Linked DNA regions of Homo sapiens: region 2 is linked to region 1. A link is a loop called in an ENCODE intact Hi-C map of the cell type or tissue named here. Cell type or tissue: mammary epithelial cell. All regions are shown on one strand. Each heading gives the region's core, and the rest is flanking DNA. Links, peaks and the distances in the headings are about the cores only.

Region 1 (15,571 bases), core at 6,706-9,205:
CACAGGCCAGACGTTGGTTTGTTCATCCATTGGGAATATTTATTTATTAAAATCAATAAATACATATTTATCAGTGTAAAACATACTTATTATTCAAAGAATCAAACAGAACCGAAAATCTCACAATGAAAAGAATAAGTCCCCTTGCCCCTCCCCAAGGTCCCCCAGCCCAGCTTCTCAGAGTCACTCACTTTTAAACTTCTTAGCAGTTTCTTCTGCTAGTCACCTCCATAGCTTTTAGTCAGTATGCTCATATAATTACTTCTTGATTTGATCAATTTTATTAAGTAATTGTGAAATGATTTTCTGTAATGACAGATTTTCTTGCCTCATGTTTTTGTCTTCTCTCACATCTTATCATACAGTTGAATCAATAATCAATATTTTTATTACTAGGATAGCTATTTACATATTGTTCACTGAGGCCCCAAGAGGTGAATATACAATGTGTCCATTTCCTGTTTTGTGGAGCTTTTTGTTTCTGCTGGAGTTTTTAATTGCCTCATTTTTCACTTGTATATTTTCTAGCCACATATTTTTGTTATTGTCCCCAAATGTTCAATTTTTATAATTTGTTCTACTAGATTTCTCCCTTTCCCCAAGAGTCTTCCCTTCTGCATACTTCTATAAACCCGTCACATCTGGGCTGCTTGCCCTCTAGGCCTGTGGCGCATTTCTCACCCTAGAGCTGCTTCTTACTCTCCTGGGTGGGGCCTACTGTTTCTTTGCTTCCTTGTTTTCCTAATGTTACTGGACATTATTTTCAGTAGCTATTTAAGGAAGGGCCAAGAAAGGTCAATTTTATGAATCTTTATATGTACGAAAATTTCTTTAGTCTGTCTTTACATGTGATGAATACTTTGCTGAATGTATAATTTCAGGCTGAAAATAATTTTCCCTTGGAGTTTTTTAGGTATTAGTGTCTTCAGGAAGATAGCAGGCAACATAACATCTTCACTGATAATGAGGTGGTAAGTGAAGGCCTTAACTTTAAAGTTAAAGATTTAAAGATGCCCCTAGTTCCACCTCCTTTATACAACTCATTCACCTGTTTGCTTAACACTGAGCCAGTGCTCGGTGCTTCACAGTGGTCATTCTTTACAGGCTGAAGGGTCTTTGCCTAGGTGGTTTGTGTCTATCAGTACATCCAAATATCTTTCCCTTTATAAAAAATAGTGTTTGTCATTTTCTCAGCAGGGTTTTTTTTTGTTAATTTTTTTGTTACGAGATAGTACCCCCCACACCCCCCAACTTGTGGTTGTCTTTCCTTTCAAATTGGAATGACTCGTCTATTTCTCAATAGATCTGAAGGACTGCTGCAGGTCGTGTTTTCTTCTTCAGTTTTGCTGGCAGCAAGCCAGGGTTGGGTGCCAACAGCACAGGGTGACACTGAGGCCAGGGCTGCAGGGTGTGTTTGGGTGAGGCCTACATGTTTCCTCTATAGAGCTGCAGTGGAGACAAGAGCCAAGACAAGGAAATTAAGGAGCAGCAGAGGAAGGGTGGGCATGAGGATGTGCTCCTGGTTGCATTCTAACTCTCTCAAACACCCTCTTGGGTCCTTTCTGCCCAGTGATGGAGCCCAGGCACCAGGCTGGCATCAGGTCTCAGCCCACTGCTGAAGGGAGGGAGGGAAGGAGAATAAAACTTGGCCTGTGTGATAGCATGAAAATCAATTATAATTTTGAATTTGGAAAACAAAGCTCTGACCCTTGAAAGACAGACCACCTTCAGAAAGATGCTTCGCAAACAAATTTAAGATCCAGGCAGGGAACAGCATTTCCTGTCACCAAAAAACCCCTGCAAGTTCATTTCCCTCCAAAACACGATTTCTGCAATCTTCTGCTTTTCCAGGCACATAAGCCACTGCCTTAAGCTCCTGAGGTACATGGTAGAAGAGGACAAGGACAGTTGGCTCTGGTTCCTATGTCCCTGAGTGTGTGGGTGGGCCTCTGGTCCCCATATCCCCGTGCGTGGGTCAGGACCTGGTCTGGAGCGTCCCTGGGTGTGCAGGGAGGGCTGGTCTCAGGGTTCCCCAGGTGTAGGTGGTGGGATCTGTTCCTTTTTTGTGGTCATCCAGCAGGGTGTGCATGAGGTCAGGGTGGCACACAAGGTCCTCTCAGAACCTCTTCTTCATGCTCATCGTGCCTGTGGAATGTCCCAGGCCAAACACAGCCTTGAGGGACTCTGAAGGGTCCTCCATGGCTGCAGCCCTTGCTCTTGCTAGATGTGTTGTGTCTGTGAAGATGTTTCCATATAGATTCCAGGCTGCTGAGCAGGTCTCTCCTATGCAGGCAGGAAATGGGGTTGCGGGGAGGGGCAAGAGAAGATAGAGACAGTTGGAGGTAGGGTACATATGGAGATGATTAGTTTGGTGATCTTCAGTGGTCAATGCACTAAAGATCATGGGAAAGGAACTGTTATGGCCTGAATGTTTGTGTCCCTTGAGATTCCTGTGCTGAAACTGACTCTCCAGTGTGATGTCAGTAAGAGGTGGGGCCTGTGGGAGGGGATGAGGTCATGAGGGTGGAGCTCTCGTGAATGGGACTAGTGCCTTCCTGAAAGAGACCCCAGAGAGCTGCCTCACCTCTTCTACCACATAGCGAGAAGGCGCTGTCTCTGAGGAAGGAGCCTTCACCTGGCCAGACAACACGTCTTCTGGTGCCTTGATCTTGGACTTCCCAGCCTGTAGAACTGTGAGAAATAATTTTTTGTTGTTTATAAGCCACCTAGTTTATGGTATTCCATTATAGCCACCCAAATGGATGAAGACAGGAACTAATACCACTCATGGGCTGAGCTTCCCCAAAGGCAAGGCCCTGCCAGGGAGGTTGGTTGGTGGAACGGCAGGAGTGGTGTCAGTCCTGCCTGTTCTCTCCCAACAGCTACGCAGACACACAGAAACTTGTGGATTTCGTGCAGAGGGGCCATGCTCTGTTTTTAAAAATTCTACTATTGATATACTTCAACAGGGTCCAGGTTGTCTCATTACCTCGTCTTTAAAGTCTTCAATAATGAATAAAGTGAATAGGAGCTGGCAGAACAATCCTTACCTCTCTCCTGACTGTGGAGGTCTTGTGGGTGGGAGATGACACATTTCTATACCATCCCTTTTCTGCCCACAGAAAATAGTGGGAAAAGATACCCAAGAACATCACACAAAGGAAAGAGAGATTTGATCTGCCTCTGTCTGCCCTGCTGGGCTGTGGGGCAGGGTGCCCTGGGCCTCAGTGTCTGCTCTATGCATGAGCAGAGAAGGCAACCAGCTGTGGGCAAGGGGAAAATGGACCCTAATTCTGGATTTAGCCACAATAGCTTGTGCTGCCCAGAATTCTCCTTTGCTCATGGCAGATTGTGGTGTGTGTGTCCACGCTGGAACAGTGTGAGCGGAGGGGTGGGGGGTATCATTTTCACTTGGTTCCATGGAGAAACCTCAAGGGAAACTGAACTTGGGCTCCAAATCTTAGTTTGTTCTACCACTCCGTAGCCTTTTCTGTTGACCCCATGTCCTGCTAGGATACTTTTGTGTCCCAGGATTTGCTCTGGTGTGACAAGAGGGCCAGAGTTAAACAGAGGAGCAGAGAAGCTTAAAAACTGGAACGTTCCCAGGGATGGTGCCAAGGTTGGTAAGCAAGGTTGAAAATGGGGCTGTGCACACACAGGGTACAGGGGAGAGGCTCCAGTTTCCTCTTCTCTGCAGGAACTAGAAACCAGCTTTAAATGTGCCCCTTGCCACATGCACACCTGTGATGCCTCCAGAAGTCCCCACTGGCCTGGCCTTGTGTAGGGGTGTGTAGACACGCCTCTCACATACCCTGTCCCCCTGGGGTGAGCCTGGCTGAGGGCAGGGCTGAGCGTGGTGTGGGGCAACCCCAGCATCACCCCTGTTCTAGATGCTTTCAGGGAGGGTGGCCCTGCAGGGATCAGAGGGCTGGCACACACAGGCTCCAGAATCAATGCAAGGCAGTGGGGAAGACCTCTCAAATTTCTTGCGAGCCACCCACTGTGCCCATCTGAGGACAAGGCCCAGCAGGGAGCCACTGGCCCCACTGCCTTGCCTGTGCCCCACTGTACATTGACACTTGGAATAGGGCATGGCTGTCACCTCACTTATTTTTACTATTTCCTCTTGATAGAGGCAGGAGGCAGAGAAACTCTAGACAGACAGGAGTTGGTCCCTGGTGAAGCCCCACTTTCAAGCCAAAAAGCCTGACACCCACGGCTTAAAGTGAGAACTTCCGTCCCTCTTTGCCTACTCTCTCCCTATTAGTTTTTTCTGAGTAATGTGTTTTTTCCATTTGAATGTTGCCTTTTCCAAAACTACTTATGGCCTGCCCCACCCCCCATCCTGTGCTTATAAGGACCCCAGATTTAGCTGGTAGAGAGAAGCAGCTGTACTTCAGAGAGAGGCAACTTGATTTCAGAGGAGGGAGGCAGAGAGGCTGCTTGACTTCAGGGGAGAGTGACCTGTCCTTTCCATCCCCTTTCCAGTTCCACTCTCTGCTGAGAGCCACTCTCATCACTCAATAAAATTTCCACATTCATCATCCTTCAATTTGTTCATGTGACCGCATTCTTCTTGGAACTGGACAAGAATTCAAGACCTACCAAATGTGGGTACCAAAAAGGCTGTCACACTGGCCCTTTGCCCTCACTGGTGGAGGGCAGCTGCCCCACGCAGCGAGACAAAAGGCCCACTGAGCTGATAACACACTGCTGTCTGTGGACAGTAGAACTAAGTATTGCAACATGCCCTCTGGGGCCTTGGGATCGCAGGCGCCCCCACCTGGATGCTGACGCAGGGCCTGCACTGAGTTTTCTCTGCTGGCGCCAAAATGGCCAGCTGGTTCCTGCATTGGCTTGCCTACTCGCTCCCTCTGGCAAGAAATGGAGTGTGGTGGGCTGGAGTAAACCGAGTTTGCTCTTGTCTGCACAGAAGCCAGAATTGGCGGGCTGGTTCCTGCACTGGTTCGCTCATGTGCTCCCTCCTGCGAGGGGTTGAGCATGGTCAGCTGAGTAAAAGGGGCACCCTTCTCGTGAGTCCTGCAAAAGGGTCAAGAAAATATCCTGCCTCACTCTCATCCATGTCCCCTGGAGAGCATGCACCTCCAATGCCGATGCTCTCTTGGGAGCAGGAAGAGGGAAAGTGAATCAGGAATATTGGGTGATTTTAGCCTTTGGTCAGACATACTTTATGGCAAATTTCCACCAAAGAGGCAATTTCAACAAATACAATATTCTGTGGCAGACACTGCTTCTTTCTCTAATTCGCATAACACTAAGAAAACATTTCCCTCTATTAATGGAGATAGGAAAGAGACAGATAATGGATCCACTGGCAAGGCGTGGCTGCCCTCCACACTATTGATTTTTCTAGCCATGAAGTTGTCTCAGGCCAAATGCAGTCAGCTGAGAGGCAGTAATGGAGGGGGAAAGGGTCTATCGTGTGTATATGTAATGCATGCTGCTAAGTTGATGAATCTTTTGGAAGGACTCTGTTTGCTGTGGAAAATAGGCCAGGGTATGCAGGCCATCAACTGCGTGGAAGATTTCATTAGAAACAGAAATTCTCCACTCAATGTGGGCATCGTTTTCTGCCTGCCGACTCTGTGGCTTCCTGGCAAGGCCAGTGAATGAGGACCCTGCAGCAGCTGCGCACATTTCGACAACAGTATTTTGTTGAGTCTCAACACAGAATTCTTTCATTCTTTAACACAAATTCTGAAATTGAGATGGGCCTTACTATTAGCAGCAAAATAGACTTGCTTGGTTCCAGGCAGAGGATGGAGCTCAGAAGCTGTGTCGTTGCTGTGAGGACACGAACGTGCCATACATATGACTGTGGACCAGCTCCCTTCGTGTGGGCAGCGTTGCAACTGGCGGCATTGTAGTTCAACTTTGTGCTCTTTACTTTGACCTAATGTGTCATCACAAAACCCCACTATAAAATTATGTAGCTATACTTTGTTGTAAGTTAAAAATTATATGTTGTACATACAATTTATCTGTTTTTATATAAAATAAAAGTTAAGCTTCACGGAGGAAATTGCCTGCTGTGTTCCAGCCAGGAGAGCTCAAGAACCTCCCTGCGCTTTGCAATGAGTGAGGGGCACCTTATGGTCCACTGAAAAGCAGAGTTTCCAAGTCAGGAACAACTCTCTGTTAAGAAGAGGGCTCACGTTTGAAGGAAACTCATCTAACAGTCACATAGGATAACTGTGACTTAACCAAGTGGCAAATGAGCATGAGGTCCTGGCATTTTTGAGGTATGTTTTGAAATAATTTCTATCCATGTAGGACAGGGTTCTTTTATTTTTTTATTTTATTTTATGTTTTTAGGTTCAGGGAGCATGTATGTGGGTTTGTTACATGGATAAATTGCATGTTGCTGAGGTTTGGGGGTGAGTACTACCATGATATCATCACCCAGGCAGTGAGCATAGTACCTGATAGGTAGTTTTTTGTGTTTTTTTTTTCAACTTTTATTTTAGGTTTAGGGCTGGATTACAAAAAAATCACTGGTGGGTTCTATGCTTAGTACCTGGGTGACAAAATAACCTGTATACCAAACCCCTGTGCACGAGTTTACCTGTATAATGAACCTGCAGCAATGGGCACACAGAGGGGAACAACATGTAGGACAGAGTTCAAACCTTAAGGGATCAGGAGCAGGAGCAAGAGTTGGTAAAAATAAAAATAAAAGTCTACCATCTGCGGCTGGGTGAAAGGTCAGTGGGCCGGGGCATTCCCAAACTATTCAAACTCATTCTCAGGACTCGGCTGCCAGCAGAGGAAGGATATTATTGTCAGTTGTGTGCGTGTTTCAGTGTTGTGTTTTCCCTCTCAACCCCCGAAAAGCTGATCTCAGGAGGAGCTGGGGAGCTCTGGGCTCTCCTAGACCAGTCTGAGGATGCCACATAATACAGAGTTTTGGGCTTTTGGAAAGACACCGAGATGCGCTCTGCGAAGCCTTCTCAGCCCTGATCAGTGGCACATGGAGGACGCTGACCCAGGCAGCACAAGCCTGCCGGCAGCCTCTTTCCATGCAGCGCTGTAATTTCTAAAGAAGGGAATCCGCACGGTGAGACTTGGGTGTATAAGGCATTCTGGGGTTGAAAAATCGAAAATCATGATTAAAAATGACCTATCGGCATCTGTGCAGAGCCTGTAGACTGGCACTGGGGGCTATGTGTCACCTCGGCCCATTGGATCTTATTGATTTGTCTGGTCATTCAGCCTCTGGTCGTTCAAGCCCAGGGCAGGCAGCTCAGCAGGAGCAACAATGGTGAGTGTGGGGTGCACACCTCTGCAGGTCAGGCTTCTAGGGCAAAAGGGAATTCCAAAAGCCTTTGCCTAAGACACTCTCAGAGTAACTGATTCACAGACAAAGATGAGATTGCTAACATTTTTATTCTTGTGATTTCGTGAAGCAGGAACAAGTGCAGGTAATTCTGCAGGCTCAGGACTCTGAACGAATCTCCACTGGGGATACAGGTACACATTCCATCTGCATCTTTCAGGCAGACAAGGGGAATGAGCAAGGAAATTCTCTGCCTTTGAAAAAAAATGCACCTACAAAAAGGTGCAAAAGCTAACAAAGAAACAAAAAAACAAGCAAAAAACAAAGACAAACCTGGTTCTGTGTCAAGGCTTTGCAAATGCCAAATGGAAAGTTGGTTTTTCTTTGCAGCTCCCTGCAGCCTCCTCCACCTGCCCAGAAGCTCTAGAGACACTGCCTGGGACAGATTCTTGGCAGGTGGGATTTGTGGGGCACCGTGGTTCTCTTTTGCCCCTGGAAATGGTAGGCTGTGCTGGGGAAGAGAACGTGTAGGTCCTCAGGGTCTTTGCTTTCTTGAGGAAAAAAATGACTCAGCTTTCTTGGTGGTTAGAGCCCACATAATTTCATTTCAAGGGCTTGTTTTATATGTGGGAAAATTGCACATACACCCAATATACGATTGTTGAGGGTTTTTATAGATCCCCTTCACCACCAGGGGGCCCATAACTCCAGGTTAAGAATACCCCGAGAGAAAATTTTGCAGAGTGCAGGAAATGAAACCAAACCATATTTCCACAGACACCACAGTTAATATTTTGCTTTTCTTTTCAGTCTTTCTCAAAAGTTTATGCTTTCAAAAAGCCCTTTTCCATAAAAATTATTCACAAACTCTTTTTTGATGGCTACATAATACTCCGTCTCCAAATCATAGTTTACTGTTGGATTTTTAGGCTGTTCCCATTTTTTGACCATTAGAAACAGCACTCTTGTCATCACTGTGTGGATATAATTTTGTCTCTTTTTCATTTAATTTCCCTTGCATATACTTTTAGAAGTGGAACGACTAGGTCAGAGATTTAAATAATTTTTAATTTCTTGATACACATTGTTAAATTCTCATTTTCAGATATGTTGTCCCAATTCTCAATTTCAACAATAGTAGAGTGAGTGGAGTGGGCTTCCTATGCCATCCTTGCTGTCATAGACTGCTAGCATTTTCAATGTTTACAATTTCTTGGGTAAAACATGCCATTCCAGTGTGGCTCAAATCTGAACTTCTTTAATGACTGTGAGCGCAAACATTCATACAGGCACTTGTTTGCATATTTGTTTCTTCTTTTTTGAAGGTTCTGTCTCTTGTTTATTTTTTTCTTTTCTTTTCTTTTTCTTTGAGACAGGGTCTTGCTCTGTTGACCAGGCTGGAGTGCAGTGGCACCATCTCGGCTTACTGCAACCTCTGCTTTCCTGAGCTAAAGTGATTCTCCCATTTCAGCCTCCTGAGTAGCTGGGACTACAGGTGTGCACCACCATGCCTAGCTAATTTTTGTATTTTTAGTAGAGACAGGGTTTTGCCATGTTGACCAGGCAGGTCTTGAACTTCTGGGCTCAAGCAATCCTCCTGTCTCAGCCTCCCAAAGTCTTGGGATTACAAGCATGAGCCACCACACCTGGCCTATTTTACAATTAGGGTTTTCTCACCAAATTTGTGAGTTCTTGAAATATTATAAATAAACTTTCTCCTATTTGATGTCAACATTTCCCCTTTTGCTTACTGCATTATTTAATTTTGTTTATAGTAATTTCAGTTCTATTAGTTTTTTTGCTATTTTTTATGCAAAATCTCCTACCCCTATGCAAAAGAAAGGTAACTATTCACCTACAGTTTTTCTAATACTTCTATGATTTCAGATTTATATTTCACCTTTTAATCCATTCAACATTTATCTTGATATGTAACATGAAGTTAGACTAGAAAGCTGATTTATTTTCCCTCAATAAGATCAATAATTTTCCTAGCAGCAAGTATTGACTAATCCATTACAGTTTGGTTTGTGATTTGTAAAATATGTTAAGTTCTTATCAATAGAAATATGTGGTAGGCAGAATCATAAGACATCCCTGAAGATCATGCACATCCTGGGACTATGAATTTTCACTTAATGTCTTTTGTGACAAATTTTACTCTTGTGATTAGGTTAGGTTACGCAGTATGTTTGACCTCAGATAGGGAGACTCTCCTGTCGGCTAACCTAGTCACATAAACCCTTCTCTGGCTCTGCTGGCCTAGAAGACAGCAGAGTGCCTGTAGTCAGTCAGTGAGGAGACATGTACCCTAGGCCCATGGCTACAAGGAACTGGATTCTGACACAAGAATAATGAGCTGGGAAGCAAATATTTACCTAGAGCCTTCAGAGGAAGACTCAGCCTGTCAACATCTTGATTTTATGTTTGTGTGACTCTGAGTAGAGAACCCAGCCATGCCATTGCAAAATTCTGAGCCACAGACCTGTGAGCTGGTGAAGTGTTGTTTTAAATCATAAGTGTGTGATAATTTGTTACACAGCGTTGAGAACTATTACACCTACATATCCTGGTATATATACACCTGGTATAATGTGTTCAAATTAAATTTGAAGAATACAAAGTCATTGCCAGTGGAAAAACTGGGTGAAAGAGGTGGTTCCTTCCATGAGACGGAGCAGTGTGTCATGCGGCACAAAGGACACTAACAAAACAGCATTTTTTCCAGAATTACAAAAAGCATAGAAAGAGCTCCTGACACCCTTCAGCCAGATTCTCCAATTTTTCACATTTTACCATATTTGCCTCATCATTCCTTCTCTCTGTAGATAGAGATGCAATTGTAAACACACACACACACACACACACACACAGGTCTTTTTTAATTCACAACACTTCTGACTCACACCAGTGTGTTGGTTTTTTCCACACCAACGACCAAGGGTTCTGCAACTCTCCAAACACAAACTGGGTGTCCAGTAACTCAGTCCTATTTTTGTTGTGGGTGAGCAGTGACTGCCTGGGCCGGTGGTGCAGGGGTAAAATAATTTATCAAGACAGTGGTAGGCAAAGAAAGGCAGATTTATTAGAGGAAGTAGGAAAATACGTTGTAAGAAAGCAACAGACAGAATCAGCAAGAGAGGAGCTGACTGCAAGGAGACAAAGGCTTGGTGGGGATTTTATAGAATAGTGTTTATGCTATAAGCTGAAGAAGGGTTTGTGCAGTGCTGAAAATGATGAGGTTCCAGTGAACTCGCTTGCAGGTATCCGGTGACAGTTGGGCACAGGAAGATCGTGAGTTATTTGCACAGGAGGGCCATGTGTCCTGGACCATGAAGAAAGGCAGACTTAGAGCTTATCTGTTTCCTCTTTTTGTTTTCCCTTGGTCCCACTAGCCCTTTCCCTAATGAAGACTCCATAATTCTGACATGAACTACCTGGAGTTAGCTGACCCCACAGGTTTAAGGGCTCAGTCCCACGAGATAGCCCCCAGTTCAGACTCCAGTTGCAAGAACCAGGTCCTCAGTTTGCCTACACTTCTGTCTACTTTAGCTACAAAATTGGGGTTCCCACACCCCCATTCAGGTTTAATAACTTGGTAGAATGACTTGCAGAACTTAGAAAAGTGCTTCACTTACTGTTACCAGTTAATTATAAAGGTTACAACTCAGGAGCAGCCTGAAGGAAGAGAGACATAGGGCAAGGTATGCGGGAAGGGCAGGGAACTTCCATGCCCTGTTTGGGCATCTCATCCTCTCACCATCTCCATGTATCCACCAGCCCTGAAGCTTTCTGAACCCCATAATTTGTTTTTATGGAGGCTCCATTACATAGGCACAACTGATTAAATCATTGGCTATTAGTTATTAACTCACCCTCCAGCCTTTCCTTCCTCCCTAAAGGTCAGGGGTGGGGACAAAGTTCCAAGTTTCTAATGAAGGCTTGGTCTTTTTGGCCACTAGCTCCAATCCTCAAGATATCTAGGAAGCCACCAAGAGTTGCCTCATTAGAATAAAAGATGCTTCACCCTCCATTCCAAGATGGCCGAGTAGGAACAACTCCGGTCTGCAGCTCCCAGCATGATTGACACAGAAGACAGGTGATTTCTGCATTTCCAACTGAGGTACTGGTTCATCTCATTGGGACTGGTTGGAAAGTGGGTGCAGCCCACAGAAGGCCAGCTGAAGCAGGTGGGGGCATTGCCTTACCCGGGAAGTGCAAGGGGCTGGGGGATTTCCCTTTCCTAGCCAAGGGAAGCTGTGACAGACTGTACCTGGAAAAACGGGACATTTCCGCCCAAATACTGTGCTTTTCCCATGATCTTAGCAACTGGCAGACCAGCAGATTCTCTCCCGTGCCTGGCTGGGTGGGTCCCATGCCCAGGGAGCCTTGCTTACTGCTAGTGCAACAGTCTGAGGTCAACCTGTGAGGCTGCAGCCTGGCAGGGGGAGGGGCATCCACCATTGCTGAGGCTTGAGTAGGTAAGCAAAGCGGCCAGGAAGCTCTAACTAGGTGGAGCCCACTGCAGCTCAGCAAGGCCTACTGCCTCTATAGACTCCACCTCTGGGGGTAGGTCATAGCTGAACAAAATGGAGCAGAAACTTCTGCAGACTTAAACGTTCCTGTCTGACAGCTCTGAAAAGAGCAGTGGTTCTTCCAGCATGGCGTTTGAGCACTGACAACAAACAGACTGCCTCCTCAAGTGGGTCCCTGATGCCTGTGTAGCCTAACTGGGAGACACTGCCCAGTAGGGGCCAACAGACACCTCATACAGGCGGGTGCCCCTCTGGGACAAAGCTTCCAGAGGAAGGATCAGGCAGCAATATTTGCTGTTCTGCAATATTTGCTGTTCTGCAGCCTCTGCTGGTGATACCCAAGCAAACAGGGTCTGGAGTGGACCTCCAGCAAACTCCAACAGACCTGCAGCTGAGGGACTTGACTGTTTGAAGGAAAACTAACATACAAAGGAATAGCATCAACATCAACAAAAAATACATCCACACCAAAACCTCATCTGTAGGTCACCAACATCAAAGACCAAAGGTAGATAAAACCACAAAGATGGGGAGAAACCAGAGCAGAAAAGCTGAAAATTCTGAAAACCAGAGGACCTCTTCTCCTCCAAAGGACTGCAGCTCCTCACCAGCAACGGAACAAAGTGGGATGGAGAATGACTTTGATGAGTTGACAGAAGTAGGCTTCAGAAGGTCGGTAATAACAAACTTCTTTGAGCTAAAGGAGCATGTTCTAAACCATTGCAAGGAAGCTACAAACCTTAAAAAAGGTTAGAAGAATGTCTAACTAGAATAAACTATGTAGAGAAGACCTTAAATGACCTGATGGAGCTGAAAACCATGGCATGAGAACTACGTGACGCATGCACAAGCTTCAATAGCTGATTCGATCAAGTGGAAGAAAGGATATCAGTGATTGAAGATCAAATTAATGAAATAAAGCAAGAAAACAAGTTTAGAGAAAAAAGAGTAAAAAGAAATGAACAAAGCCTCCAAGAAATATGGGACTATGTGAAAAGACCAAATCTATGTTTAATTGGTGTACCTGAAAGTGACGGGGAGAATGAAACTAAGTTGGAAAACACTCTTCAGGATATTATCCAGGAGAACTTCCCCAACCTAGCAAAGCAGGCCAACATTCAAATTCAGAAATACAGAGGACACGACAAAGATACTCCTCGAGAAGAGTAACCCCAAGACACATAATTGTCAGATTCAGCAAAGTTGAAATGAAGGAAAAAATGTTAAAGGCAGCCAGAGAGAAAGGTCGGGTTACCCACAAAGGGAAGCCCATCAGGCTAACAGTGGATCTCTTGGCAGAAACTCCACAAGACAGAAGAGAGTGGGGGCCAATATTCAACATTCTTAAAGAAAAGAATTTTCAACCCAGAATTTCATATCCAGCCAAACTAAGCTTCATAAGTGAAGGAGAAATAAAATCCTTTACAGACAAGAAAATGCTGAGAGATTTTGTCACCACCAGGTCTGCCATACAAGAGCTCCTGAAGGAAGCACTAAACATGGAAAGGAACAACCAGTACCAGCCACTGCAAAAACATGCCAAATTGTAAAGACCATCGATGCTATAAAGAAACTGCATCAACTGATGGGCAAAATAACCAGCTGACATCATAATGACAGGATCAAATTCACACATAACAATATTAACCTTAAATGTAAATGGGCTAAATACCCCAATTAAAAGACACAAACTGGCAAATTGGATACTCAAGACCCATCAGTGTGCTGTATTCAGGAGACCTATCTCATGTGCAAAGACACACATAGGCTCCAAATAAAGGAATGGAGGAAGATCTACCAAGCAAATGGAAAGCAAAAAAAAAGCAGGGGTTGCAATCCTAGTCTCTGATAAAACGGACTTTAAACCAACAAAAATCAAAAGAGACAAAGAAGACCATTACATAATGGTAAAGGGATCAATTCAACAAAAGAGCTAACTATCCTAAATATATATGCACCCAATACAGGAGCACCCAGATTCATAAAGCAAGTCCTTCCAGACCTACAAAGAGACTTGGACTCCCACACAATAATAATGGGAGACGCTAACACCCCACTGTCAATATTAGACAGATCAACCAGACAGAAGGTTAATAAGGATATCCAGGACTTGAACTCAGCTCTGCACCAAGCAGACCTAATTGACATCTACAGAACTCTCCACCCCAAATCAACAGAATATACCTTCTTCTCAGGACCACATCGCACTTATTCCAAAATTGACCACAGAGTTGGAAGTAAAGCACTCCTCAGCAAATGTAAAAGAACAGAAATCACAACAAACTGTCTCTCAGACCACAGTGCAATCAAATTAGAACTCAGGATTAAGAAACTCATTCAAAACTGCACAACTACATGCAAACTTAACAACCTGCTCCTGAACGACTACTGGGTAAATAACAAAATGAAGGCAGAAATAAAGAGTTCTTTGAAACCAATGAGAAAAAAGACACAACGTACCAGAATCTCTGGGACACATTTAAAGCAGTGTGTAGAGGGAAATTTATAGCACTAAATGTCCACAAGAGAAAGCAGGAAAGATCTAAAATCGACACCCTAACATCACAATTAAAAGAACTAGAGAAGCAACAGCAAACACATTCAAAAGCTAGCAGAAATAACTAAGATCAGAGCAGAACTGAAGGAGACAGAGACACAAAAAGCCCTTCAAAAAATAATGAATCCAAGAGCTGGTTTTTTGAAAAGATCAACAATATTGATAGACTGCTAGCAAGACTAATAAAGAAGAAAAGAGAGAAGAATCAAATAGACGCAATAAAAAATGATAAAGGGGATATCACCACCGATCCCACAGAAATACAAACTACCATCAGAGAACACTATAAACACCTCTATGCAAATAAACTAGAAAATCTGGAAAAAATGGATGAATTCCTGGACACATACACCCTCCCAAGACTAAACCACGAAGAAGCAGAATCTCTGAATAGACCAATAACAGGATCTGAAATTGAGGTAATAAGTAATAACCTTCCAACCAAAAAAAGTCCAGAACCAGACAGATTCACAGCCAAATTCTACCAGGGGTACAAAGAGGAGCTGGTACCATTCCTTCTGAAACTATTCCAATCAATAGAAAAAGAGGGAATCCTCCCTAACTCATTTTATGAGGCCAGCATCATCCTGATACCAAAGCCTGGCAGAGACACAACAAAAAAAGAGAATTTTAGACCAATATCCCTGATGAACATCGATGCAAAAATCCTCAATAAAATACTGGCAAACTGAATCCAGCAGCACATCGAAAGGCTTATCCACCATGATCAAGTCAGCTTCATCCCTGGGATGCAACGCTGGTTCAACATACGCAAATCAATAAACGTAATCCATCACATAAACAGCACCAATGACAAAAACCACATAATTATCTCAATAGCTGCAGAAAAGGCCTTTGACAAAATTCAACAGCCCTTCATGCTAAAAACTCTCAATAAACTAGGTATTGATGGAACGTATCTCAAAATAATAAGACAAACCCACAGCCAATATTTATGACAAACCCACAGCCAATATCATACTGAATGGGAAAAAACTGGAAGCATTCCCTCTGAAAACCAGCACAAGACAAGGATGCCCTCTCTCACCACTTCTATTCAACATAGTGTTAGAAGTTTTGGTCAAGGCAATCAGGCAAGAGAAAGAAATAAAGGGTATTCAATTAGGAAAAGACGAAGTCAAATTGTCCCTGTTTGCAGATGACATGATTGTATATTTAGAA
Region 2 (15,571 bases), core at 4,633-7,132, 640 kb before region 1:
AGCACCACAGCGCTGAAGCCTGGGGGCGCGGCATCCGGGGTGGGCGGGGGCCGCCGAGCGCTGGGAAGTCCTCCTGTGGCGTGGGAAGAAGAGCATTTTTTCACTAAATACGATGTTAGTTGCAGGTTTTTGGTCAGTATACTTTATCAGGTTGAGGAAGTTTCTTCAATTCATAGTTTCCAGAGAGTTTTTAATCAGGAATTAATATTGGATTTTGTAAAATGCTTTTTCTGCATCTGCGGACATGGTCATAGAATTTTTCATCTTTATTCTGTTAATATGGCACATTATATTAATTGATTTTCAAAATTAAAGCAACCTTGTATTTCTGGGATAAACCCCATTTAGTCATCATGTATGAACTGTTTTATATATTGTGTGATTCATTTAGCTACATTTTTATTAACTGGATAATTCTTGTGTCTGTGTGCATGGTGGGGATTATCATCTGCAGTTTTATTTTCCTGTAATATCTATTTTCCTGTAATATCTGCTCTGAAACCAAAAAAGGTTTCAGAGTAATGCTGGCTGCTGTGGTCTGAATGTTTGTGTTTCCCCCAAAATTCACTGCATTGAAACCTAACCACCAATGCAATAGTATTAAGAGGTGGGAACTTTAGGAGATGATTATTTCGTTAGGGTGGAGACCTCATAAATGGGATTAGCGCTCTCATAAAAGAGGCACAAGGGAGTTCATTCACCTCTTCCACCTTGTGAGGACACATAGCAGGTGCCATCGATGAGGAATTGACAGATGCTGAATCTGCTGGCACATTGATCTTGGTCTATCCTTACTCCAAAAGTGTGAGCAATAACTTTCTTGTGTTTATAGATTACTCAGTATAAGTTATTTCGTGATAGCAGCCTGAATGGACTGAGACACTGGCTTTATAGAGTAAGTTGGAAAATGTCTCCTCCTCTTCAATTTTCTAGAAGAGTTTGTGTATAATCAACATTATTTACTCCTTAAATATATAGTGCTATTTGACAGTGAAGCCATATATGTTTAGGGTTTTCTTTGTGGGTATGTTTTTAACTATGTTTAATTTTTAATAGATATATTTATTCTTGAGTGCCCTTTGGTAATTTATCTATTTCAAGGAATTTCATCTAAGTTGTTGAATATATTAACATAAAGTTGTTAATATTCTCTTATATCCTTTGAATATCTGTAGAATCTATGACTTTATTAATCTCAAAGAACCATTTTTAATTCATTTCTTTATATTTTTTCTCTTTTCTATTTCATGGTTACTAATCTTTATCTGTCCCTTTGGCTTATTTTCTTTATCTTTCCCTTTGGCTTATTTAACTTTCATATTCTCTTCCAATTTGTTGTGCTTATTGTGTATGTCAGCTTAATTTTTTAACAGCTTTGCTGAGATATCATTGATATATTAAAAACTATATATATTTAATGTGTACAATTTAATGAGTTTGAACATATGCATATTCTCGTGATACTATCCCTACAAAAGTTTTCTTGTGTCCTTTTGTTGCTTTTTGTTTATTTGTTTATTGTTTTGTGTGTATGTGGTAAGAACACTTAACATGAGATCTTAAAATTTTAAGTGCATAATACCATATTGTTGACTGTAGGCACTATGTTGTACAACAGGTCTCTAGAATTTACTCATCTTGTCTAACTGTAACCTTATACACCCATTCAGCAACTCCCCATTTCCCCCTCCCCTATCCCCTAGCAACCACTATTCTATTTTCTACTTCTATAAGTTTGACTATTTTAGATACCTCATTTAAGTGGAATCATGGAGTATTTGTCTCTCTGTGACTGAATTCATTTAGCATAATGTTTTCTATGTCCATCCATATTGTCACAAATGGTAGAATTTTCTTTTTTTTAAGGCTGAACAGTATCCCATTGTATATATATATATATACTACATTTTCTTTTTCCATTCATATATCAGTGGATATTTGGGTTGTTTTTGTATCTTAGTTATTGTGAATAGTGTTGCAGTGAACATGGGTGTGTAGATATCTCTTAGAGATCATAATTTTAACTCCTTTGAATATATAACCAGGAGTGCAATTGCTGCATCACATAGTAATTCCATTTTTAAGTTTTTGAAGAATCTCCACAGTTTTCCATCGTGGCTGTACCATTTTACATTCCCACCAATAGTGTACAAGAGTTCCAATTTCTTCACAACCTCACTTTTATCTTTTGTTTTTTTTAATAATAATCATCCTAACAGGTATGAGATTGATATGGTTTGGCTGTGTCCTCACCCAAATCTCATCTTGAATTGTAGTTCCCATAAACTCCACATGTTGTGGGAGGGACCTGGTGGGAGGTAATGGAATCATTGGGGGTGGTTTTTCCCTTGCTGTTCTCGTGATAGTGAATAATTCTCATGAGATCTGATGGTTTTATAAAGGGCAGTTCCCTGCACACGCTCTCTTGCCTGCTGCCATGTAAGACATGACTTTCTCCTCCTTCGCCTTCCACCATGATTGTGAGGCCTCCCCAGTCATGTGGAACTGTGAGTCCATTAAACCTCTTTTTCTTTATAAATTACCTAGTCTTAGGTATTTCTGCATAGCAGTGTGAAAATGGACTAATACAGAAATGATATCTCATTGTGGTTTTCATTTGCATTTCCCTAATGATTGATGAATTTGAACACCTTTTCAGACACTTGGCCATTTATGTCTTCATTGGCAAAATATCTGTTCAAGTTCTTTGCTCATTCTTAATTGAGTTATTTGAGTTTTCACTATTGAGTTATAGCAGTTCCTTATATATTTTAGAAATTAACCCCTTATTGGTTGTATGGTTCGTAAGTATTTTCTCCTGTTCTGTAGGTTGCCTTTTCACTCTGTTGATTATTTCCTTTGCTGTGCAGAAGATTTTTGGTTTTATATAGTCTCACTTGTTTGTTTTTGCTTTTGTTGCCTCTGCTTTTTGTGTCAAATCCATTAAATCATTGCCAAGATTTAATTTCATGAAGCTTTTTCTTTACTTTTTTCCCAGGAGTTTTACAGTTTCAGGTCTTACATGTAAGTCCTTAATCCATTTTTATCTTTTTCTAGTATTTTAAGGTAGGAAGCTGAAATCACTGATTTGAGAGCTTTCTTTTCTAATACAGACCTTTTGTCTGCACTCCACAAATTTTGATACATTGTGTTTTGATTGTCACTGTAATCCCAGCACTTTAGGAGGCCAACACAGGTGGATCACGAGGTCAGGAGATTGAGACCATCCTAGCCAAGCTGGTGAAACCTTGTCTCTACTAAAAATACAAAAATTAACCAGGCATGGTGGCGGGTGCCTGTAGTCCCAGCTACTCAGGAGGCTGAGGCAGGAGAATCGCTTGAACCTGGGAGTGGCAGTTGCAGTGAGCTGAGATCATGCCACTGTACTCCAGCCTGGGTGACAGAGTGAGACTCTGTCTCAGGAAAAAAAAAAAAAACTTTCTAATTTCCCCTTTGATATCTTTGATTCATGGTTTAATTAGAAGTGTGCTGTTTGATATCCAAGTATTTGGAGATATTCTAGAGATACTGTTATTGATTTTTACTTTGATTTCACAGTGGTCTGCTATATATGATTTAAATCTTTTTAAAATTAATCAAGACTTGTTTTATGGCCAAGAATACAGTCTATCTTGGAAATCTTATTAGTGCATTTTAAAGGAACATATGTTATTGGGTAGAGTATTAATATTACAGCAAGTTTATATATATAGTTTATATATACATAAACTGTATATATATACACATTGATACATATATACACACATATATACATTGATACTATATATATATACACACACATTGATACATTGTGTTTCAATGGTATATGGTAACAGGAAGCAAATTATTAGAATGGTAGAATTAAGCTCAGTTACGTCAATAATATCAAATGTAAATGGCCCATATACATATATATATATATATATAGAGAGAGAGAGAGAGAGAGAGAGAGATGGAGTCTCACTCTGTAGCCCAAGCTGGATTGCAGTGGTGTCATCTTGGCTCACTGTAACCTCTGCCTCAGGGGCTCAAACAATTCTCCTGCCTCAGCCTCTCCAGTATCTGGGACTACAGGCATGCGCCACCACACCCGGCTAATTATTTTGTATTTTTAGTGGAGATGGGGTTTCACCATGTTGCCCTGGGTGGTCTCAAACTTCTGAGCTCAGGTGATCCACCTGCCTCGGCCTCCCAAAGTGCTGGGATTATAGGTGTGAGTCACCGCGCCCAGCCGATAATGTTTCAGTCTTCTATGTTGTCACTGGTTTTCTGTCTATTTTTATTTTATCAGTTATTGAGAAAAAGGTATTGAAATCTCCCCAGTATAACTTTGGATTTTTTAATTTTTTTCTTCTAATCCTATATGTTTTTGCTTCATGTATTTTGAAATTATTAGGTACATAAATATATACAATTGTTATAAACTTTTGATTAGTTGACCCCTTATCATTATGAAATGACTCTCTGTAACCCTGGTAATTGTCTTTTCTCTGATGTCTACTTTGTTACTGATTTAGCCACTATAGCTCCTTTTGCTCAGTGTTACCATGGTATATCATTTTCTGTGTTTTTACTTTTACCTCTTTGCATCTTTATATTTAAAGTGTTTTTCTTATAGGAAGCATAGAGATGAATCTTAATTCTTTATCTAATTGAACAATATCTACCTTTTAATGGGGCTGTTTAGATGGGCCATTTACATTTAATATTATTGACATAACTGAGCTTAATTCTACCATTGTAATAGTTTGCTTCCTGTTTGTCCCATCTTCTGTTCATTCCCATTTCTGTCTTTTTCTGCCTGCTCTTGGAATGAGTAGGGGTTTTTTTTCCAACTTTTATTTTAGATTCAGGGTGTACATACGCAGATTTGTTCCAAAAGTATATAGCGTGATGCTGAGGTTCAGAGTATGATTGACTATTACCCAGGAAGTGAGCATAGTATCCATCAGTTAGCTTTTCAGCCCTTGTTCTCCTCTCTATACCTCATCTCGTGTTCCCCAGTGTCTATTGTTCCTACCTTTATGTCCATTTGTACCTAATGTTTCACTCCCACTTGTAAATGAAAACGTGGTATTTGGTTTTCTGTTTCTGCATTAGTTCACTTAAGATAATGGCCTCCAGCTGCTTCCATGTTGCTGCAAAGGACACAGTTTCATTCTTTTTTATGTCTGCATAGTATTTCATGGTGTATATGTATCACATTTTCTTCATCCAGTCCACTGTTGATGGCCACCTGGGTTGATTCCATGTCTTTACTATTGTGAATAATGCTGCAATGAAGATACGCATGCATGTGTCTTTTTGGTAGAATGGTTTGTTTTCCTTTGGGTATATATCCAGTAATGGGATTGCTAGGTCAAATGGTAGTTCAATTCTTACTTCTTTGAAAAATCTCCAAACTGCTCTCCACAGTGACTGAACTAATTTACATTGCCACCAGTAGCATATAAGCATTCCCTTTTCCCCACAGCCTTGCCAGCATCAGTTGTTTTTTGACTTTTTAATAATAGCTATTCTGACTGTTGTGAGATAGTATCTCATTGTGGTTTTGATTTGGAATTCTCTGATGATTAGTGATGATGCACATTCTTTCATATGTTTGTTAGCTGCTTGTTGAGCTTCCTTGCCACCTAGATTCTGAATTCTCTGTCATTTCAGCCATTTCAATCTGGGGAGCTAGTGTGATCTTTTGGAGGTAAATAGACACTCTGACTTTTTGAATTGCCAGCGTTTTGTACTGATCCTCATCTGAGAGGGCTTATGTTCCTTTGTCTTTTTGAAATTGCTGTCATTGGATGTGGCTTTTTGTTTTTATATGTTTATTTCCATTGAAGGTTTGACTGTGCGGTATGTTGAGTATAGTTGATAGGTTTAGTTTCTAGGTGCTTTCAGAGGGCCAAGGCTTCCTACAGGATCTTTATTTGTGGCTAGACACCTGCATTGGCTTTCACAGGTGATGTGCGCTGAAGGCATTTTCGTTTGGTGGTGTAATTAAAACCATAATCCAGTAGATGGTGCTAAAGTGTAAGGGTCAGCAGATAGGCTCTCAGCCACCTGCCTCCTCTGTATTTTAGCATGTTTGCAGCAGTACTCTTGGGTGGGGGAGACTGAGGAGGGGGCAGTGAGAGATGACCCCCTCACTAAGTGCATTCTCAGGCCTTAGGGAAGCTCCTCCAATCACTGGCATTGCCCCCATGTTTCCTTAGCCCCAAGGGGGGCTCTGGCAGGCTGCGCTCCTGCCTCCCTTAGGGGCAGCCTGAACTGAAGGTTAGGACTCCAGGAGACCTGCAGCTCCCCAAGGGCCCACTGATCCTCTGTGCTTGGCAGAGTCCAAGCAGGCTGTGGGTTATGTCTGCAGGTGTCTGTGGATGCACTGGGTCAAGGGTAGAGGATCCCTGGGGAGGGTGGTGTTGCTGTGGGTGTGCAGCTGGTGTGGCACCTGTGGCCCAGGGTTTTTTGCCCAGCAGATGGCTGTGGGAACCACCCAGCTTGTGCTACCCAGACTGGGTCTCCTAGTGTCTGCCCTGGAGCTGGCCTAGCCAGCTAGTTTTGTCCCAAGCCTTCTGCACTAGATCTTTGGGTTGTTAGGTGCTCTAGGCTTTGGGACACCCTTGGGCAGAGGCTGCAGCTGGCAAATAAGCTGCATCCTTTTTAGACCAGTGTTACAGGGGGAGGCAGGCCTAGCTCCCACACTGTCCCATGAACCTGTGCCGCACTCTTTTCAGTGTTCTGAAAGTGGAGGCTCCTCTCTTGCTCAAGCTCCAGTCACAGATCTCAGCTCAATACTCCTGAGCTATATTCTCACACCCTGGCGGTTTGGGACTGGGCCTGCAGCTTTGTCCTGTTGAGTTGAGCATTGGCTGTGCTGGGGGAGCCAAAGTGTTCCCAGGCAAGGCAGTGGAGGCTGTGCTTTGTGCATGCTCTTGCAGGAGCAGCCAGGCAAAGGCTTTAGGAGGGGCCAGTAGATGCTGAGCAGGGGGCAGGGGGAGTCGGGGGAGGTCAGATGCACCCTGGTCCCACAGGAAAGACAGCCCTGCTCTCTCCTGCCCAGCATTGAGCAGGGGCTAGAGCCACTCGGCGCAAGACGGAGTGCCTTGGAGGATGGGCACCTATGATTGTGTTTTGCTGCAGCTGCCCTGCACACAAAACCTTCTGGCTCCACGCAGGCATGAGCTCTGCCTCTGGTTACTCTCTGGCAGTTCCCCGGGCATGACCCCACTGTGGGGCCATGGCATCTCTTGTGGCTATAGGATCCCAGAAGCCCATGGCAGGAGTGTGTTGCCCATAGTTCCTTCACTCACCCTCCCTTAGGACCTGTTCAGGGCCAGGAGCTGGGCAACTCTATGCAGGGTTCTCAGCTTCCTCCTTCTTTCTGGAATGAGTAATTGTTTTAGCTTTATTTTTATCTCTTTTGTTGGCTTATTAGCTGTAACTGTCTTTTTTATTTTTTGTAGTGGTTGCCCTATGTTTGTTTATACTTCTTCGTCACTAACTTTCTGTAATATTATACTACTTCATGTGATAGCATAAGGACCTTACAATAGTATAGTTCCATTTCTACTCTATTGGCTTTTTTGCTATTATTACAATATATGTTACTTCTACAGATATCATAAACCCCACGATGTATTATTACTATGCTTTAGAAAGTCTTCCAAAGAGAATTGTAAAATAAGAAAACATATATCATTTATATTTACCCACATACTTACTATTTTTAGTGTTCTTTTTTTTTTTGAAATGGAGTCTCACTCTGTCACCAGGTTGGAGTAAAGTAGCACAATCTCGGCTCACTGCAACCTCCACCTCCTGGGTTCAAGGGATTCTCCTGCCTCAGCCTCCAGAGTAGCTGGGACTACAGGTGCATGCCACCACACCCAGCTAATTTTTGTATTTTTTTAGTAGAGACAGGGTTTCACCATGTTGGCCAGGATGGTCTTGATCTTTTGACCTCGTGATCTGCCTGCCTCGGCCTCCCAAAGTGCTGGGATTACAGGCATGAGCCACTGTGCCCGGCTCTAGTATTTTTTTTTTTTTTTTGAGATGGAGTCTCGCTCTTTCGCCCAGGTCGGAGTGCAGTGGCGCTATCTCCGCTCACTGCAAGCTCCGCCTCCCGGGTTCATGCCATTCTCCTGCCTCAGCCTCCCGAGTAGCTGGAACTACAGGCACCTGCCACCGCACCCAGCTAATTTTTTGTATTTTTAGTAGAGACGGGGTTTCACCGCGTTAGCCAGGATGGTCTCGATCTCCTGACCTCCTGATCCGCCCGCCTAGGCCTCCCAAAGTGCTGGGATTACAGGGATGAGCCACCGCACCCGGCCTCTAGTGTTCTTTATTCCTTTGTGAAGATGCATATATCCATATGGCATCCTTTTCCTTCTGCCTGAAGGACTTCTTGTAACATTTCTTATAGGGCACATGTGCTGGTGATTAATTCATTCAGATTTTCCCTTTCTGAAAAAAAGTGATTATCCTTGTCTTTCATTTCTAAAATTAGTTTTTGTTGAGGATATAATTCTAGGTTGACAGTTTGTTTTGTTTTTAATTTTAATACTATAAAGATGGTGCTTTTGTTTTTTTCTAGTTTAATTTGTTTCTTAGGAGAAATCTGTTATTCTTTTTTTTTTTTTTTCGAGATGGAGTCTCGCTCTGTTGCTCAGGCTGGAGTGCAGTGGCACAATCTCGCCTCACTGCAACCTCCGCCTACCGAGTTCAAGTAATTCTCCTGCCTCAGCCTCCTGAGTAGCTAGGATTACAGGCACACACCATCATGCCTGGCTAATTTTTGTATTTTTAGTAGAGATGGGGTTTCACCATGTTGGCCAGGCTGGTCTCAAACTCCTGACCTCGTGATCCGCCCATCTCGGCCTCCCAAAGTGCTGGGATTACAGGCAAGAGCCACCATGCCTGGCCTCTTCTGTTATTCTTATTGCTCCTTTATATGTAATATTATTTCTCTGGCTGTTTTATCACTAGTAGTGAAAAATTTTATTATGATATGCTTTGGTTTTATTTTCTTCTTGTTTCTTGTTCTTCTGTTTCATTGAATTATTTGGATCTGTGAGTTTATAGTTTTCATCCAATTTTTTAAAATTATGGCCGTTATTGCATCAAATAATTTTTCTCTTCCATTCTCCTCTTCTTCAGGGACTACAGGTATTTGTATTTAGGCTGCTTGAAGTTTTCCCACAGGTCACTTATGATCTGTTCTTTATTTTCAGTCTTTTGTTTTTCTTTTACTTTGGACAGTTTGTATTGCTATATGTTCAAGTTTATGTCTTCTGCATATATGTACTGACATTCACCTGCATGAAAACTAGCAAACTTTAGACTTGACAGCCTGTGGGAGAGCAGCCCAGATCCTCCCAGGCCATGGCCACTCTTCAAACATCCTCCAAAGCAGGGCAGTGCTCAGGGTGTCTCAGAGGAGTCCACCTCAGGGCATAGTTCACATCTATGTCAGGTCGGTGAAGGATATTTCCAAAGGAGGTGACACCATCTAGCTTCTTGCTTTGTATACACCCCTGTGATGATCTTTCAGTTTCAGTTTGAACATCGCCAGTGACAATGATTTTATTTTATCAGTGGACACCTCTAGAAGTTGGGGAAATTCCTCCTGGCCCTGAGCAGTAATGTGCTGTTTCCATCTGCTGATCCTGGTTTTGCGGTCAGGGCACAGTGTCTACTTCCTTTTCCACAGGCCAGCCTTTCAGTGATTTGAAGGGGTTTTCTTGCCCAAGTCTTTTCTGTCCAAACATTCATTTCCACACCTCGTGCCAGCTTGGTCATCTCTGCCAGAGTGTCCTGTCTGGAAAGGTCTCTTGAGATGTCACTTCCAAGTGTGTGGGCCTGATTGGGCTCTCAGTAAGTACATTCATTTCTAGTTAGTGACATGAATATGAATACTAAGTCTTTTGACGCTTTCCAAAGGCTATAGTTGAAAGTTGAAAACTAATAAAATTATCCTGTCAGAAGAAAAATGCCCCTTCCTAGACATGAAGGACACATTGCTCCGATTTTCTGCTCCTGATTAAAGACAGCAGGAAGAATTTGACATGTATCTGCTCATGATGAATTTTAAAGGAATAAAATAACATAATCAAGACTTAGGTGAAAGTCAGAGATAAAACCCAAAGAGGAGACATAAAACCTGTCTTCTGAATTTTTCAGAAATAATTCTGAAGCTGGGAATAAATGGGGCTCAATTCATGCGAGGAAGAGTCACAAAATCCCAACTCCTAAGGTACCTTTGAAGGCCAGAAGGTCTAGTGGGCCATTCTTCACAAGAATTCATACTGATTCATAGAACCATTCATTCATACTGGTTCATGTAATAATGGATTCACATAACTACAGATTCATACTGATTCGTAGAATCATAAATTTATACTGGTATCTGCAATTCCAATTCAGCACCACAGGTATAGTTTAACCTTCTTCCTTTCTTATTTATAGCTCCTTCTCCAACAGAGAGAACCCGGCCCTCATTATCCATATTGTATTTACTTCTTTGCACAATCTTAGAATACACATAAAGTAGTTTAGGGTAGCATCCCTCCCACTCCTTAATTATTTTTGAGCACATGAAAAATTAGCTTGTTTCTAAATATAAGAACAGGTAAAGGGTACACTCAAAAAGGTATCCCTCTTCCTATTCCTCCTTTTCTACTCCCATTCCCCCATCCTATCTACCCTGCCTCTTCCTGTCTCTCTAATCTTACTGGTTTTTCGTTTAGATTTCTTGTTTCCTTTTTGAGCAAAAGAATAGATAACGTGTATTTTTCTGTTTCCTGTTCTTTCTTATATGAAAACTAAATACCTCATGAAAAAGTTATCTAATTTAAGTGTAACCCCAAACCTAGACAAATGGCACAATCTTAATTATTTAACAACTTCAAGGATGCATACACATAAAGGAATAAAGAATTGCTTCTGAAACTAAACAAATTTATTGAATCAACTTTCTAGTTTTTTCTCTCCATAAACATTCTGGTCCTGATTTATGAGGACCGAAAGGCACTTACCTTTCAGCCTAAGTAGAAGCCCAGGATGGCAGTCAGCATCCTTATGGCCATTCTGGTCTATCAATGCACTCATCTATATTTTTACACTAAGAACAGCTGCAAGCTTAAAATCTTCTCACTAGTAAATGTAAGGGTTTTGGGCTAAGTGGATCTCTGATGCCACTCAGCTCCAAGATTCTGTTCCCATGGTGCTGTGGTTATAATATTCCAAACCACAGGAGAATCATTTTCCAGAGACATTTACAGGCAGCCTCACTGTCCTGTCTTGAACATCCTCCACCAAAGTGTGAACACAGGTGGCATGGGCTTCGTAACGAATAAGAGCGCCTTCAAAGCAGGAGATTCCCTGTACCTGCGAAGGGCCTTCGTGAACAACCTTGGAGAGGAAAGGAGAACCAGGATTCAGATCCAAAGCATCCAGAAGGCTTTAGACATCCAGATCAGGGAGATTGATAGAGAAAAAGCAGCCCTGAAGAGATTTTTGGTAAAGCTTCACAAGACAACTGGCTATTTTCCTCAAAAGCCATTGTGGTGACTGATGCTGTGCCACCATAGGGGACGAGTTCATCTGAAACATCCAATACAGACAGAACACACCTGGGTCTCCTTCTGTATCTCTCTGTGACCCAAGAAAGCAGTAGAAGTGGCTACTGGGACAAGCCAAAAAAGAAAAAAAAGGACTAGATAATTGAGGACACAAATGGACTGCCTCTAAAATAATAAACAAAACCTCCTACAAAAGAGAGAATAATGCGCTGATTTTTTTCCCAGCTGATTCTATTTCTTTACAACTTGAGGTGGTAATATGCAGTGCACGTGTTATTTTCTTACAGATTCTCCTGGAGGCAAGAATAAAGCTGAGCTATTTTAGAGATCTTTCAGATACTGATCATGAAATACATATTATATTTGCCTTAATCCTGTTCTCTTCTCATTGATATCATTTTCAATTATTTTCTACAGTTTTAATAGCATGAGTAAATAATAATAAATATTAAAATTAAGGTGAAAATAATAGTGGGAAATACATGGAATTTTGTATCTATAAGAAAACTCAATTTAAATGTAGGTTTTCCCATGTATTAGTTGTATGTTCCTAGACTTAAAAACTCATTTTTTAAATTCAACATGAGGATAATACCTATATTAAAATATTGTTTTTAAGGATTAAATAAGATAACATATATATAGGGCATATTGCAGCCACCCCTAAAATGGTACTAGCTCTTGTGATGACTGTTGTTTCCATTAATATTTTTATTACTGTGTAATAGAGGTCAAGTTCTGTTCCCAGCTCTTTCCAGGATTGCTAGGCAAATCCGTTTCCATTCGTAGGCATTCATTTTTTTCTGAGGCTATAATATGAGAGTCAGACTAGATAATGTCCACAGGCCCTTTCAATCTTAAGTTCTTTGATACTATAACTCCATGGTTATACTTTGAAATGTGTTTGCAGCATCCTAGAGAAAAAAAATCTAACAATCAGAATGCACACACCAAGGCGACTAGAGGCTTGTATATTCCTACTTAACCATGACGTATCTACCACCCTCATGTTTAAATATACTTGTAATTCAAGTACAAAATATCTTAGTGGCCTCATTTTTTTTTTTTTTTTTTTGAGACGGAGTCTTGCTCTGTCGCCCAGGCCGGAGTGCAGTGGTGCAATCTCAGCTCACTGCACCTCTGCCTCCTGGGTTCAAGTGATTCTCCTGCCTCAGCATCCCGAGTAGCTGAGATTACAGGCACGTGCCACCATGCCTGCCTAATTTTTTTGTATTTTTAGTAGAGACAGGGTTTCACTGCATTAGCCAGGGTGGTCTCGATCTCCTGACCTCATGATCTGCCCACCTCGGCCTCCCAAAATGCTGGGATTACAGGCGTGAGCCACTGTGCCCGGCCCAGCCTCTCCTTTACACACACACACACATACACACCATGAATAGATACATATATACATGTGTATACACACACATATGTATTATATGTATGTGGGCGGCAGGATCAAGGGGGATGTGGTTAGGCTGTGGGTTTTCTATGAGGGAGAAGGGGAAGGTAAAAGTGTCGAGTGGTTTCTTGGCCATGTGCAGCCATATCAGTGCTTCTGTGTACCTGAAAACTGTAATTACGTTGTGGCCAGTGTGGTCACGGGCAGAGGTCGCAGCCTTTCTTGTTGATAGTCCCTCATTGGTTGTGAATTTAAATATTGTGTAGTTATGCCCTAGGGGGTGCAGAGTTCATATAATGTAATTAGGACTTGGGACACCATCTTGGCTTTTTTTGTTTTTGTTTTTTGAGACAGGGTCACGCTCTGTCACCCAGGCTGGAGTACAGTGGTGCAATCTCAGCTCAGTGCAACCTCTGCCTCCTGGGCTCAAGCCATCCTCCCACCTAAGCCTCCTGAGTAACTAGACCTCATGCCACCATGCCTAATTTTTGTATGTTTACTAGAGACGAGGTTTCATCATGTTGCCCAGGCAGGTCTTGAACTCATGAGCTCAAGCAATCCACCCACCTTGCCTCCCAAAGCGCCAGTATTACAGGCGTGAGCCACCATCCCTGGCTAGAGGCAGCATTTTGATGACTCAGGTCACCATTGTCATCTACATCGTTTCAGTAGCCCCCGTTTTAAAAGCTCATTATATCTTTCTATGATACCCACTGCTGTTACTTTGTAATGTTACTTTGTAATACCCATCGTTGCATTTGCTTTGTGGTACAAGAAGAGCCTTGATCTGACTGTGTAACTTGTGGCACACCCAAAGGCTGTAAAAGCTGTTTTGGTAACCCATTGTGACATTAGTAGAGGTTCCTGCCTCACATGGGTAAGCAAATGGATGGCCTGTGTAGATATCCCTTAGCATATTCATTGGCTCCTGTCACTGTAGGGGGAGGCCCTTTGAAGTTGATTTGCCAGTTCTGATAATGGCCTTCCTGTGAATTTCTCCTCCCAGGCAGTGAACCCAGTATCTAAATTTCTAGCATGGTACAGTCCCTAATAACCTTGCATAAATGTGTCTCTGCTGGGTTGACTCCTCTGTTAATAATTCCTTTTTGACCGGGCATGGTGACTCACGCCTGTAATCCCAGCACTTTGGGAGGCAGAGGCGGGTGGATCACTTGAGGTCAGGAGTTCTAGACCAGCCTGGGCAACATGGTGAAACCCTCGTCTCTACTAAAAATACTAAAATTAGCCAGGTGTGGTGGCACGTGCCTGTAGTCCCAGCTACTTGGCAGGCTGAGGCACAAGAATTGCTTCAACCCAGGAGGCAGAGGTTGCAGTGAGCCGATATTGCACCACTGCACTTCAGCCTAGGTGACACTGCAAGACTCCATCTCAAAGAAAAATAAAAAATAATAATTCATTTTTGTAACCCCATGATGCCCAAATGCCCTGACCTCTCCTCTTACATGCCCTTGCATGGGATAGGGTAGCTCATCCCAAAGCTCTAGGACTCTGCCTCCTTCAAGAGGCTTATCTGCTGGTATGCTATGGTTAGTTCATCAGCTTTGGTGTTGTGTCATGCCTCTTCCATGTCTTGTCTGGTATGAGCCAAGGTACGGTGCATCAAGGTAGGCAGAATGGGAGCCACTGTAAGTGTTAGTGCAGCATCTTGGCTCTCGAGTAAATACAAATTAATACCAGGCCAAACAGTAATTTTTCTCAGGCAAGTTTTAATGGGCTTGAGCTCAATCAAAGCAAGGGAGCAGTGCCCAGGAAAAGGACCCCAGTGCTACAGCCAAAAAGGGCTCAGCTCTTGTCATTTTAAGGAAGCTGAGGCAGAGAAAGGAATGACATAGAAGCTGTGAGAGTTAAAGAAAGAGGAAAGAAACACAAAAAGTGGCTCAACAGTCAAAGACAGGTTTATTTTGGAGAATGAACCTGAGAGGGGTTTCTGGCCGATTTCAGTCAGGAGCACTCTCTCTTACAGACTAAGAGTATTTAAGTGTTTTAGGGCAAGATAGCTTATCACAGGCTTGGAATGTTTCTGTGTGGAGGAGAAGTTTATTGCGGGGTTTGGAATGTCTCCAGCTGGAGGGGAGGTTATCTCGGGGCTGGCATGTGTCTGGTTGGGGAGGGGTTTATCTTAGGGGTTGGAATGTTTCTGGTTGGAGATGTCATTTGTGATTTATGGTCATGCTGACCTTAGCTGATGCCCTTTGGATTTAGGTGGTTTCTGATCAAGGGGAATTTTAAAATGGTGGTGCTTGTCCAAGATGGTGATGTTCCTGCTCTGTCAGAAGCCTGTTTAGGCAGTTTTCTTTGTGCCTGTACAGTGGGGTGTCATGCCCTAACATACATTGCATAATTAGAAAATGGTAGATAAGCCCCAATTTGGGCAGAGATTTTCGTATTACAGTGAGATTATGAGGAAAACTCAGTGAAAGGTCAGTGCTGAAGTCCATCTTGTCTTCAGCCAACTGGATCTGGTCCAATTCTCATAGGGAATGCCAGAGTTTTGTTTTAGTAAACTTGGAATATGGTCAGGTTCTTATCAGGAATGCTAGAGTCCGGCTTTTAGCAACCTTGGGAGACATCACTT

What was found. A loop is a pair of places that touch in the nucleus more often than their neighbours do. Peaks named below come from ENCODE experiments on the same cell type or tissue, not always from the same donor. Only the 100,000 strongest peaks of a DNase experiment are listed, where the experiment ranks them.
Region 2: a loop joins it to region 1, with 8 times the contacts of the local background. A loop is called at or near these places in 4 of 110 quality-filtered maps.

The regions. Positions count from the first base shown.
Region 1 is chr9:88,585,996-88,601,566 of GRCh38, forward strand. No RefSeq gene overlaps it. Among named protein-coding and RNA genes, the nearest start is that of LINC02843, 58 kb to the right of the region's middle. RefSeq lists enhancers at 3,403-3,908, 7,906-8,065. In mammary epithelial cell, for the core only: a CTCF peak has its summit at 7,987 (motif pointing right); no DNase peak of the experiment used is centred there.
Region 2 is chr9:87,944,939-87,960,509 of GRCh38, forward strand. It overlaps LOC122394732, which reads left to right and starts at 11,276. Exons shown (of 1, transcript NM_001395917.1): 1 at 11,276-11,945. The coding sequence starts at 11,329. The coding sequence ends at 11,562. It also overlaps the pseudogene LOC645937. RefSeq lists an enhancer at 6,700-7,553. In mammary epithelial cell, for the core only: a CTCF peak has its summit at 6,015 (motif pointing right); no DNase peak of the experiment used is centred there.